Linked DNA regions of Homo sapiens: region 1 is linked to region 2. Evidence: read pairs that join two places in POLR2A ChIA-PET (ENCODE). Cell type or tissue: HepG2. All regions are shown on one strand. Each heading gives the region's core, and the rest is flanking DNA. Links, peaks and the distances in the headings are about the cores only. Region 1 overlaps ZSCAN12 (zinc finger and SCAN domain containing 12). Region 2 has its middle 5.8 kb from the start of TRS-GCT5-1.

Region 1 (5,377 bases), core at 134-5,133, 160 kb before region 2:
TTATCTCCAGTCATTATTCTGAAAAATGATTCAGAAAGTCCTGGAGTCCAAACACCTCAGGTAATAATATTATCACCCCCTCTGCATACCAAATCTTGGATGAGGTTTGGCCAGCATAAACAGCTCTACTTCTTGTTGCCTGCACAGTGAGGGTGTCACAGGAGACATTCCACTTTAAAAATGGGCTCTTTATATGAAAAGATCACCCTTCTTAGAATGATAAATCACTCTGCATTATTCTCACAGAATAAGGAATATTTGGCTGTCTAATTTAATACAGAAAGATTTAAAGATTTGTCCCCAAGTGTTGATAACCCATTATGGATCTATCTTTAATGCCAGTTTTCAAAAGTGATTTTATATTAGAAGATACTTCTTGGATTTAAAAATGCACACACACACATATATGTGATATATGATATTTTTCTTTGCTTAAGACTTACCAATTTTACAGTTCAAATGGTGACCCTCCTAACTCCACAAGGCCAGAATTTGAGCAAATGCTTGTTGTTCAACCTAGACATAATCATTCGATAGCCTTTAATTGAATCTCTTCCCAACTTTTATCCTTTAAACCGAAAAGTTATATACCACAGTCACTACAGCAGCTCATTTTATTGGAATTTCTTTGGATCCTCTCCCTCTCAAACGTTCTGTGTGCGTTTGGTAAGGAGTCCTCACACATTATTTTTTACTTGTATAGTATTTCTACATATATATATAAATGTGTAAAAAGTATGTATGAATATTTTTGTGTTGTAATTTGTATTTTACATATATATGACCTCATGTATATAATTTGATGTTGACAAAGCCAACTATGATAAGTGTTTTAAACTTTTCAGTTGATTAGCCCCCTAGCTTACATTGTAAGACCATCATTTAGAGCCAGCAGTTTTCCCTTGATTTCATCTCTTGAAGAGACAGTTGATTCTCTTCATACACGTTAAAAACACCATTTAGGTGTCAGAAACCCATCAGTCAAGGCTCCCAGAGCTTTCACCTATCATAGTTCAAGTTAATCTCTAGGGTATATGTCTGTTTGCTCCTGCCAGTCATTTTCCTAAGCCCAGTTGGCCTGCTCCTGGAAGTCCCAAGAAGGGCTCCATAGTGGAAGCCATTTGTTACTTTTGATTTATGATTACATCATCATTACTCCTCTTCAAGCTTAGTGGGCATATCTTAGTGTTTTGATCTAGTGCCTTAGTTCTGCCTACTTCAGTAACGAATTTAGGAGTAGATGTCTCCTCATTTCATCCCTGATAAAGATTGAGGCAGTTTAGGGACTCTGCAGCTTCCTCTGGCCAAATTCCCTACTTATTCCTGAGATAGGGTTTAAGAACCTGGATTCTAGAGACGGATTGCCATGGTTCGAATCTCAGTTTACTAGCTAAGTGACTTTGGGCAAGGGATTTAACCTCTCGTCCCTCAGTTTCCTCCTATGTAAAATGACAAGGATAATAGTACCAACCCAATGTAGATTAAATGAGTTTACGAAGTGTTAGAATAGTGCTTGGCACATTAGTGCTTTACAACTGCTATTTTGATTGTTGTTGTGGGCTCTCTCAAATGCATTGTCTCTAGATGCCAGTGACCCAGGTCAAAATTTACCTTTAACCAAGCTGCATGTTTCCCAGACTGCTGCACAGTCCTCCTAGCCCTGAGATAAAAGCTCCCACCCAGGTATACTTTTACTTTCCTGCTGGAGAACTGATGAGCAGTGGCCAGCAGGGGACACTTATCGCCCAAGCTGGAAAGGAGAGATTTCTTCCCTTTTGTCTCCGCCCCTGTTAGTTATCAGAGGTACCTAGCGGCCCCTGCTATCCGAAGTTTGCCTTCCGAGCTGCTCTTCCGACGTTCTGCAGCTGGAAGGCCGGCCTCGCACGGGTCTGACGCGCCCCGGCCTGGGAGCATGGGCCCCTGGGGTTACCTGACTGCTCAGCTGGAACTTGCGCTGCTCAGCTGGGGCGGGGTTCGGCCGGGCAACCACAGAGAGGAGAAAGCCTCCAGAATCCTAGAGAAGCTGAATGCTGAGACAGCCGTTGACGGCAGCGGCACGTGAAAGTACCGACCTTTCTGGCCTTTGTGACGGACCTTTGGAGGCGGGTGGTTTCAGATTCGTGCGCTCCGGCCTTTCAGTGTCTCTGGTGAGGTTGGGCCTGATAGGTTGAGAGCTGCCAGGGGAAGTTAAGGATGACTTCCAAGTTTTGAGGTATCAGGAAAACTGGCTGTTGAGAAAAAGGAGTCTGGGTTCCCCGTTTGGTGAAAGGAAAGTTGGGTTCATTTGGGGAAATTATGTGATTCATGATTTTCCCAAGATCGACGCTGAGTACAAGAAAAGACAGAATCCACCTAGCTGTTGTGTGACTTTGAGCAAATTACTTAATCTCTCTGTGCCTCAGTTTTATTCCTCTGTCAGTGAGATTATAAGTGTCTACTTAAATGGCTGCATGCATGGTGCATTTTAAATAAATATTAGCTGTTGTTATTTTTCATTTCTGATGTTCTTATCTCTGCCGTTTATACAGGATATTGCATGTATGGTGCATTTTAAATAAATATTAGCCGTTGTTATTTTTCATTTCTGATGTTCTTATCTCTGCCGTTTATATGGGTATTTTGAAGTGGGGGGGAGCCAAGGGAAGAGGGTCATGATCTTTAAAGTTTTATTAATAAAAACTTTTAGAGAGTAAAAGGCTAGCAGATGGGGCTAGCTAATAATTTGCAGTCACTTTTGCTTTCCTAATTTATTTACCTTCCTGACAGAGTTCCGTTTTCTTTCAGTGCCTTGTTCAGATAAGTGAGTTCTTGGCTAAAGAAGTAAACAAAATTTAGCTTCTGTTAACATTGTTATTTTATGCCTCAGGAAGAAGACCAGCTACAAGGAAATACTTCTGAAAAATCACTCTGAACCCCAAGCTGGAGTGAATCTTCTCCTGAGCTCTCTCATTCCAGAATGGCAATCTTGTTTCAGGAGAGATCTCTAATAGTGACTGATGGTAAAGGAAGAAGGCTGTGCCTAGAACAAAGAATCAGGCTGGCAAAGAAATCACAGGTCTTTCCTCAAACTTTAAATTGCTACTCTCTGGAGATAGCTACCTGGACTTTACAGAGCTGTCAGAAGACTTGGGAAGGTTTGCCAGCATTGGAAAAAGCCACTTGGACTTCACAGAGCTGTCAGAAGACTTAGGAAGCTTTGCCAGTAGTTCCTGAGACCAGAAATACATATTATGAAGCAGGTGCTGGAACAGGCCCTGGCCCCTACTTGTGAAGCTGCAGATATAGGTAAGATAATATCATCCAGAATGTGGAGACGAGGCAATCGATGATGCTGGAAAAGTTGAAGAGAGAGTTTGAATGAAGGACAAACCACCGATGGGAAAGCTTGGGAGGATCACTTATAGCTTGACTAGCAAAAGGCTTTGGGAATAGGATAGAAAGCAGCAAACCTGAACTTTAGGATCCACCAGATGTCTCTGGAGCCATAACCCAACATTTCCCATAAATAGTAGGTTTTAATTCTCCTGTTATTTAGGTGCATCTCTGGGACCTCCTCTTTCTATATTGGGTTTTTTGTTTGTTGGGTGTTTTAACTTAGGATTTAGCTTCAAATTCCATTTCCCAAGACCAATTTTATCACATTGCCTTTAGGTCTCAGGCTAAATGATATAACAAGATATGCTTTTGGCAAAGATAGTACCTTGGAATGAAAGGTTTCAGATCAAACCTAAGATCCTACCTTAGTTTACCTCTCAGTGTTATTGCCTTTTGATATGGAAAGCTGATGAGAGAGCATCTCTGGAGAGAAAGAAGAGGAGAGCCTCACGGGAAGCTTTTAGAACTTTTAGTAGCATCCTCTCCCCAGAAAACTTGTCTCTACTCATCTCCTTCTCATTATCTACCTGATTCGTTAAGTAGGAAATCTCAGCCATATTTGTAGGGGATTGGGGTTTTGTTTTTTTTGACCCACTTAACTCCTTTAGCTTCAGAGTGTTGCTTTCTTACATTTTAGACATGAATATTACCTAGAAAATTTATTTCCCCACTGTTAATTTTCCAGTTTATTGATTTCCCCACATCAGATTAGTGTGTATTTTGAAACTGGTTTAGCTATTGTTTCAAGTTAACTTTGATCATATCCCGTTGTTTACTGATCCACTCAACAAATATTTATTGAACATTCTGTAGGTTTATAGTAGTAGCCAAGATACTTAAAGTGAGTAGAAATAGTCCTTTTAACTGTCCTTAACAAATTAAACTTTCTCTTGGTTTCATGATATTCCTTGTTTCTCAGCTTTGGATTCAAACTGATCTTCTCTTTTTTGATTATACTTTCCTGATTTCTTTTATTGTCACATTTTTGTGAAAAGTCTTCCATGCACTTCCAGTCTCTTTCTGCCTAGCTGTCTCTTCTCACCCAAATTGGACCCCCCTACTCCTACCCTGCCACGTGCCTTCACAAAAATGAGATGCTTGTTTAGAGACTTAGAAAAGGCATGCACTTTAGGTAAAAGTGGATTTTATTTTTAATCACTGTACCCTATCATAAATCTCATTTCAGAAGAGACAACTGACATTTGAATTGTCTGTGCATTTTGTTTTAGATGGTGTTACTGAGAAGGAAACTAAGGACTTGGCTCCAAAACAAAACAAAACAAAATCTGGAGATGCTGAATTTTGTTGGGGGGAATGTCTGTAGAACTGCAACATCAATGCAGTAAGTGTAGTAAAAGCTTTAGTTTATGGTGAGTCATTACTCAGCATCATGGAGTCCACGATGAAGAGAATCTCTTTTCAATCTGTGCAATCAACAAGTTTTTGAAAGGCTTTTGTTTATAGTGGAACCCTCTTTTCCCCCTAGAAGAACCACCACAAGGAAAAATGCTGTCACCATAAGGAATGTGGGAAAGTTTTCAGCCACATGGCCTTATTTGACTTCAAAGAATCCACATGAGAGAGAGACTGCATAAATGTAATAACTGAGGAGGCCTTTGTTCAGCAAAGAAACCTTATACAAACTCGTATAAAGAATGTAGGAAGACCTTCACCCAGAAGCCAGGACTGACTGTGCACCAGAGAATCTGCACAATAAACATGATGAATGTGGAGATGCTTGCTTCAGCATTGGAGAATTCACAGTAAAGGGAAACCCTGCCAGTGTGATGAGTACGGAAAAGTCTTCAGAGGTTGGAACTTGGGAAAAATCAGTGAGTGAATTCATATTAGAGAGGCTCTTATAAATGAGAGGATTGTGGAAACTTGTATAGACAGAGATCAGACCTCAACAAGGGAGCCTCCACAGTATTGAAAAGTTAATATAATTAATGTAAGTGGGCAAGTTGTATGGGGAATGGGTAGTCTAAATTGCTCATTTTAG
Region 2 (5,377 bases), core at 185-5,184:
TGTAAATCCTTTCCTGTCCCTTAATGATGCCTGGAGCAGCTCCCATAGCTTTCTGGCAATTTTAAGTATTAAAGGTCTTATTCAGCTTATTTTTAATTTTAAATTTTATTGCTTATTGAATAAGTTACATAGCCAAGGATTCAAAATATAAGAGGTACAAAAGGGCATACACTGAAAAATCTCTGTGATATTTTAAATTTTGTTATGTGTGATAATGATATTGTAGTTCTGCAGGAAAGTGTTCTTACTTTTTAGAGATGGGTACTGAAATATTCAAAGATGGTATGCCATGATGTCTATAATTTAATTTAAAATACTTCAGCAGAGAGAAAGGCGGGGAGTTAAATATGACAAAATGTGAACAATTATAAAATCTAAACGATAAGTATATAGATGTTCATTACATGTTATGTAACATAAACTAGAAATAAAATCCAATCCCCAACCCAACCCTGGCCAACTAAACAGACCCCTTGTGGCAAAAGTGATACCAGAAAAAACTTAAAAACTGAGTTCCCAGCCCTGACAGAATGAGAGCTCAGACACGACTCATTATACCCTCCTCTTTTGTGTGGTTTAGACACAACTGACCAGCATTAAAGTTAAAGTAGAGATCATAAGACTGATAGAATAGGCTCTTTGTGGCAATAAGATACCAAATTATAAGCAGGATCTAAGTCCATGCCAAGGAAGGTTTAAGTCACGCTTCCTTTCATTTAAAGAAGAAACTATGTTTTAACTGCCACAAGGTTTTCCTTTTTCTCTAGCAGCTAAACAAGCACTGCCCCGAGATAAGAAATATTCAAACAATTTGCAGCTCCACTAGATGCTGACAAACTGTACCCCTGTTCCACTAACTGTAACTATAGCTTTGACTGAACGTGAGACTGATTTTAGTAACTTTCTCCTGATAAGACCAACCATGGACTCATTCTAGCCCTTTTACAGAGATTGTGCACTTCTGTGCTCTCATGTCCTAAAGTGACCATTTGACGTATAGAGCCTAGTTGTAATACATGCAAATGTTAAGTCTCTACTTCAAAGTGAACATGTAACATGCACGTTTGTTCAATGTGCATGTGTCAGGACCCCTTCCTGAATATTCATAGCTCCTTCAGTAACCTGTTGAATATGTATGTTTGGTCAACTCATTCAGCATAAAGCTTCTACCTCAACCCCTCCTCCTTCAAAGTGCCTGTCTCTGGATGTGGCCAGAGGAAGGCTTCCCAGCCTGTAGTCTGGCCACCTTGCAGGCTGTAACCCTTAAGAAGAAATAAAGTCTTTTCTCTCTTTTTCTAAATTTGTATCTTGTGATATTTTCCTTAAGTTAAAAATACATAAACCTTTGGGAGCAGATGTGTTTCCAAATTCAGGTTTTTGTTTTTTTTTTATTTTAGAAAGATAATGTGCATACACTGTACATTATGTAACTTCCAGCAGAGTTTCAGAGCATATCAAACACCTCAATATTTCTGCTTTGAGATTTATGATTAGTCACTTTAAATGAGTTAAATAAAGGCTATGAAGAAGTTCAGGTTTTCCCCTCAGATAGATTGTAGTGCCAAATTTATGGAGGAAAGATTTGGAGTTTTTAGAATTTTATGGATTTTAGAACTGTGATTAAGGGATCCTGGACATGTACTAGTCTATTTTCTGTGTTTTTTGCATATTTAAACATCTTCAAAATAAAAATTTGTTAAATAGAAATATACAACTTATTCCTACCACTAGTCACCTAATTTCATCCACTAGAAACAGCCAAAGGTATTGATTTCTTTTTTTTTCTTCTAGACAGGATCTCTCTCTGTCGCTGAGGCTGAAGTGCTGTCACCAAGGCTGGAGTGCAGTGGCACGATCTCAGCTCACTGAAACCTCCGCCTGTCAGACTCAAGAGATTCTCCCACCTCAGGCCCCCAGGTAGCTGGGGACCACAGGCATGTGCCACCATGCCTGAAGAATTTTTGTATTTTTAGTAGAGACGGGGTTTTACCATGTTGCCCAGGCTGGTCTCAAACTCCTGAACTCAAGTGATCTGCCTGCCTCCTCATCCCAAAGTGCTAGGATTCCAGGTGTCAGCCACCATGCCCGGCCTTCATTTCTTATACAGCCTTTCAGAGATATTTTAGGTATGTAGAAGCAAATATTTATATATAATTTTGCCCTGGGATTTTACAGAAATAGTAGAAAATTTTCCTATAGCCATACATGTAGAGCTGCAGCTCTGTTTTGACAGCTGCATACTATTTCATTATGCACCAGTCATTTATTGATAAGCAATTAAGCTATTAATATTTCCTATCACTTTCCATTTATAAACAATGCTGAGCTTCAGACACGTATTATCTTACATATGTGTGAGTCTGTCTCTAGGATAAATTCCTAGAAGTAGAATTCCCGTGTCAAAGAATATGCACATTTAAAAAATGTATAGACTTCGGGCCGGGGCGCGGGAAGGTGCGGGTCGTCGGCGGAGAGAAGCCAGCAGCTCGAGAGACGCAGGGCCAGGAGGACAGGACCGTCCCGCGGTCACAGCCCGGTCCTTCTTCCGCTCCCCCCGCCCCCCCCACGGGCCACCTTCCGGTCCGTTCTCCCCGCCCGGTCGCCGCCCGCCAGCCCTTCGTCCCCCAGCCGCCCAACCTCCTAAGCGCTGAAGGAATTATTTTTGGGAGTCATGACCATAGCTGCCTGCTTCCCCCAACCCTCGACGACGAAAAGGACTTCGGCCCCCGGCCGGGCGGCTCCGGGGGAAAAAAGAGAGAGCGACCGCCGCCCCGCGCTCAGGGCCACTCTAGAGGGAGAAGCTGCCCCGAGGCTGGCAGAGCGCCCAGCCGCGGTGGAGACCGGAAGCCTTCTGGAGCCCAAGGCTGTGCACGTCCCCTGTGCTGATTCTCTGCCTAGGAAAGGACCATGCAGCTGGAGATCAAAGTAGCCCTGAACTTCATCATCTTCTACTTGTACAACAAGCTGCTCTGGCGCCTCTGAAAAAGAAATAAGAAGCCCACTGGTACCCTGACAAACCACTGAAGGGCTCTGGCTTCCACACCGAGGAGATGGTGGACCCCGTTGGGGAGCTGGCCGCTAAGCGAAGTGGCCTGACAGTGGAAGATGTGCGGGCCAATGTGCCTGAGGAGCTGAGCATATGGATTGACCCCTTCGGGGTGTCCTACCAGATTGGTGAGAAGGGAGCAGTGAAAGTGCTGTACCTGGATGACAGTGACGGCTGTGGGGCCCCGGAGCTGGACATGAAGATCAAGAGCAGTTTCACTCCTGACGACCAGATGCTCTTTCTCCTCGGAAGCCAGGACAGCTCCTTGTCCAACTCCCCGTCGCTATGCTTTGCCCATCACCCAGCCCCACCTTCATCCTCTGCCTCGCCCAGCCCATCACCTTCACCATGGACTCCTTTGCTGCCACCAAATTAGGCTCCACTAAGATGAAGAAGAGGGGTGGGGCAACAAGTGGTAGGGGTGCAGCCAGCGGTGAAGCAGGTGGCCAGCAGCCAGTACAGCAGCCTCCACGGCCCGCTTCAACACCAACAGCTTGTTGAAACACAGGAGTCTTTCTCTGTCTGTGCATTCATTGAACTTCATCCCGGCCAACCGGCCTCTCAATCCCAGCTCTCGCCCCAAGGCCACGTACAGTCTCAAGTACAACAGTGGTGGCTTGCCCAGTTTCTTCCTTGATGGGGCCAATGGCCAGGGTAGTGACACCCGAGCCCTCTTTGGAGGCAGTGGGACTGTCACCTGCAACGCCAGCAGCTTCTACATGGTCTAGGTATTTGGAGGTGGTGCCACCGCCTCTTCCTGGAGAAGGCACCCTTCATGGAAGACCTCAGCTACAACCTGAACACCATGCAATATCCTAGTCAACCGTTCCAGTCCGTGGTGCTGGCCAACTGACCGTCTACCTGCCCTGGGGCCGGGAGCACCCAAGACCACAGAAAAGAGAAAGAAAAGGAAAGGCCAAAAAAAAAAAAAAAAAAAGAGGAAAAGGAAAATGTACAAAAAGATTTTCTATTTTCTCACTCTCACTTCTAGAAAAAAAGATCTAGTGCAGGCACGGAATGGGAGGGGCTTCCAAAGCACCAAAATGTGTTTAACTAACCCCCCTACCACTTACAATTCGCCCATCGGCCTGTAATTTGGTTGGTTTGGGTTTTATATTTCTTTTTTCTTTCTTTCTTTTTTTAACATGTAGTTCTTTATATAACATCTTTAATTGGTGGCTTCCTTTGCTAAGAATGGGCAAAGGAGAGGCTGACCTGTGTCACTGCCTCTGTCGCCCAGCTATTCTCACACTCAAAGCCATCCAAACTTGGCAGGCCTTCTCAGGCCCTGTGACCGAAATAGACCTGACTCCAGCCCCCACTCCCTTTCAGGCTGGGCCACAGGGAGCTGCCAGTTGGCCACTTGACACCCACCCCCACCACACCCTAGAGCTGATGTCTGTGACTACAGGAAGGTTAGCACTCTATCTAGTTGAATTCCTGTCATCTCTGTCCTGAGGCCCTGCCTCACCATTCCCTCAAGGCCCAGACCATCATCAAGGCCCTGGCCACCCAGCCACTGATGCATATGGCCTTTTCTTTCTCTCATGCAGCCTCTTCTCCCTGGGGCAGAGGTTGTGGGGAGGGAGGTGGTGTGTGTGTGTGTGTGTGTGTGTGTGTGTGTGTGTGTGGTTTGCTGTCCAGTTTTAAAGGATTCCAAGCCATGTGAAACTTCCTCACTAGATGTGATTCTGGGTTGCGGCAAGTGCTTATTAATGAGTGAGGCTGGGGAATGGGCTGGGGGTATTAGCAGTCCTTTTGCAGTGTGTGTGGTGGGGTCACACCACTATGGCTAAGCCTAAGACACTCCCAGAGAGAAGTACTGCAGAAGGAACTGGTTTCCGGACTGCAGAGGGATCTGCATTTTTGTTTTTGACCACCCCCACCAAAAAAATAGGTTAGATCTGAAGGGCAAAGGGAATACCCAAGCCTCTGATGCCTATGAGAAGTCCCTGGACTTCGACCCTTCTGATGTGTGATGTTAGCCCCGTGGGGAGCTGCTCACCTGAGCACCTTTGGGGGTGAGAAGGGAGCAGGGAGGTAGGGTGGGATATTGGAGTCAGCATCTGTAGTGGGCAGCCCTGAGCCTGGAATAGATACTTTTTGGTCTTTTGGTTGTAGATGTTATTTGAGTACATTTATGCCCCTGGCTGATTGAGAGCTTCTCAGTACTTCTTGCCATCCCCCTCACTGCCCTGACCCAACCCCACTGGACCTTAATACAGTGAGGGGTGGTATCCTGGACAGGGACTCTGCACTCCCAGCTGTTTGGATCACAGAAGAGTGTTTGCCCCTCTGCCTTTGCCAGAAGAGGGTTTGTTTCTCCAACCC

The links. Peaks named below come from ENCODE experiments on the same cell type or tissue, not always from the same donor. Only the 100,000 strongest peaks of a DNase experiment are listed, where the experiment ranks them.
Region 1: POLR2A ChIA-PET joins it to region 2 with 13 read pairs; 5 of 35 experiments call an interaction of 5 or more read pairs at or near these places.

What each region holds. Positions count from the first base shown.
Region 1 is chr6:28,380,099-28,385,475 of GRCh38, reverse strand. ZSCAN12 (zinc finger and SCAN domain containing 12) reads left to right here. Exons shown (of 4, transcript NM_001163391.2): 4 at 1-738. Among named protein-coding and RNA genes, the nearest start is that of ZSCAN12, 17 kb to the left of the region's middle. RefSeq lists an enhancer at 1,806-1,905. In HepG2, for the core only: a CTCF peak has its summit at 1,742 (motif pointing right); a DNase peak (open chromatin) is centred at 2,045; H3K4me3 peaks cover 1,502 bases.
Region 2 is chr6:28,216,165-28,221,541 of GRCh38, reverse strand. It overlaps the pseudogene TOB2P1. Among named protein-coding and RNA genes, the nearest start is that of TRS-GCT5-1, 5.8 kb to the right of the region's middle. RefSeq lists an enhancer at 2,437-2,556 and a silencer at 4,365-4,558. In HepG2, for the core only: no CTCF peak of the experiment used is centred there; DNase peaks (open chromatin) are centred at 2,581 and 2,821; H3K4me3 peaks cover 1,325 bases.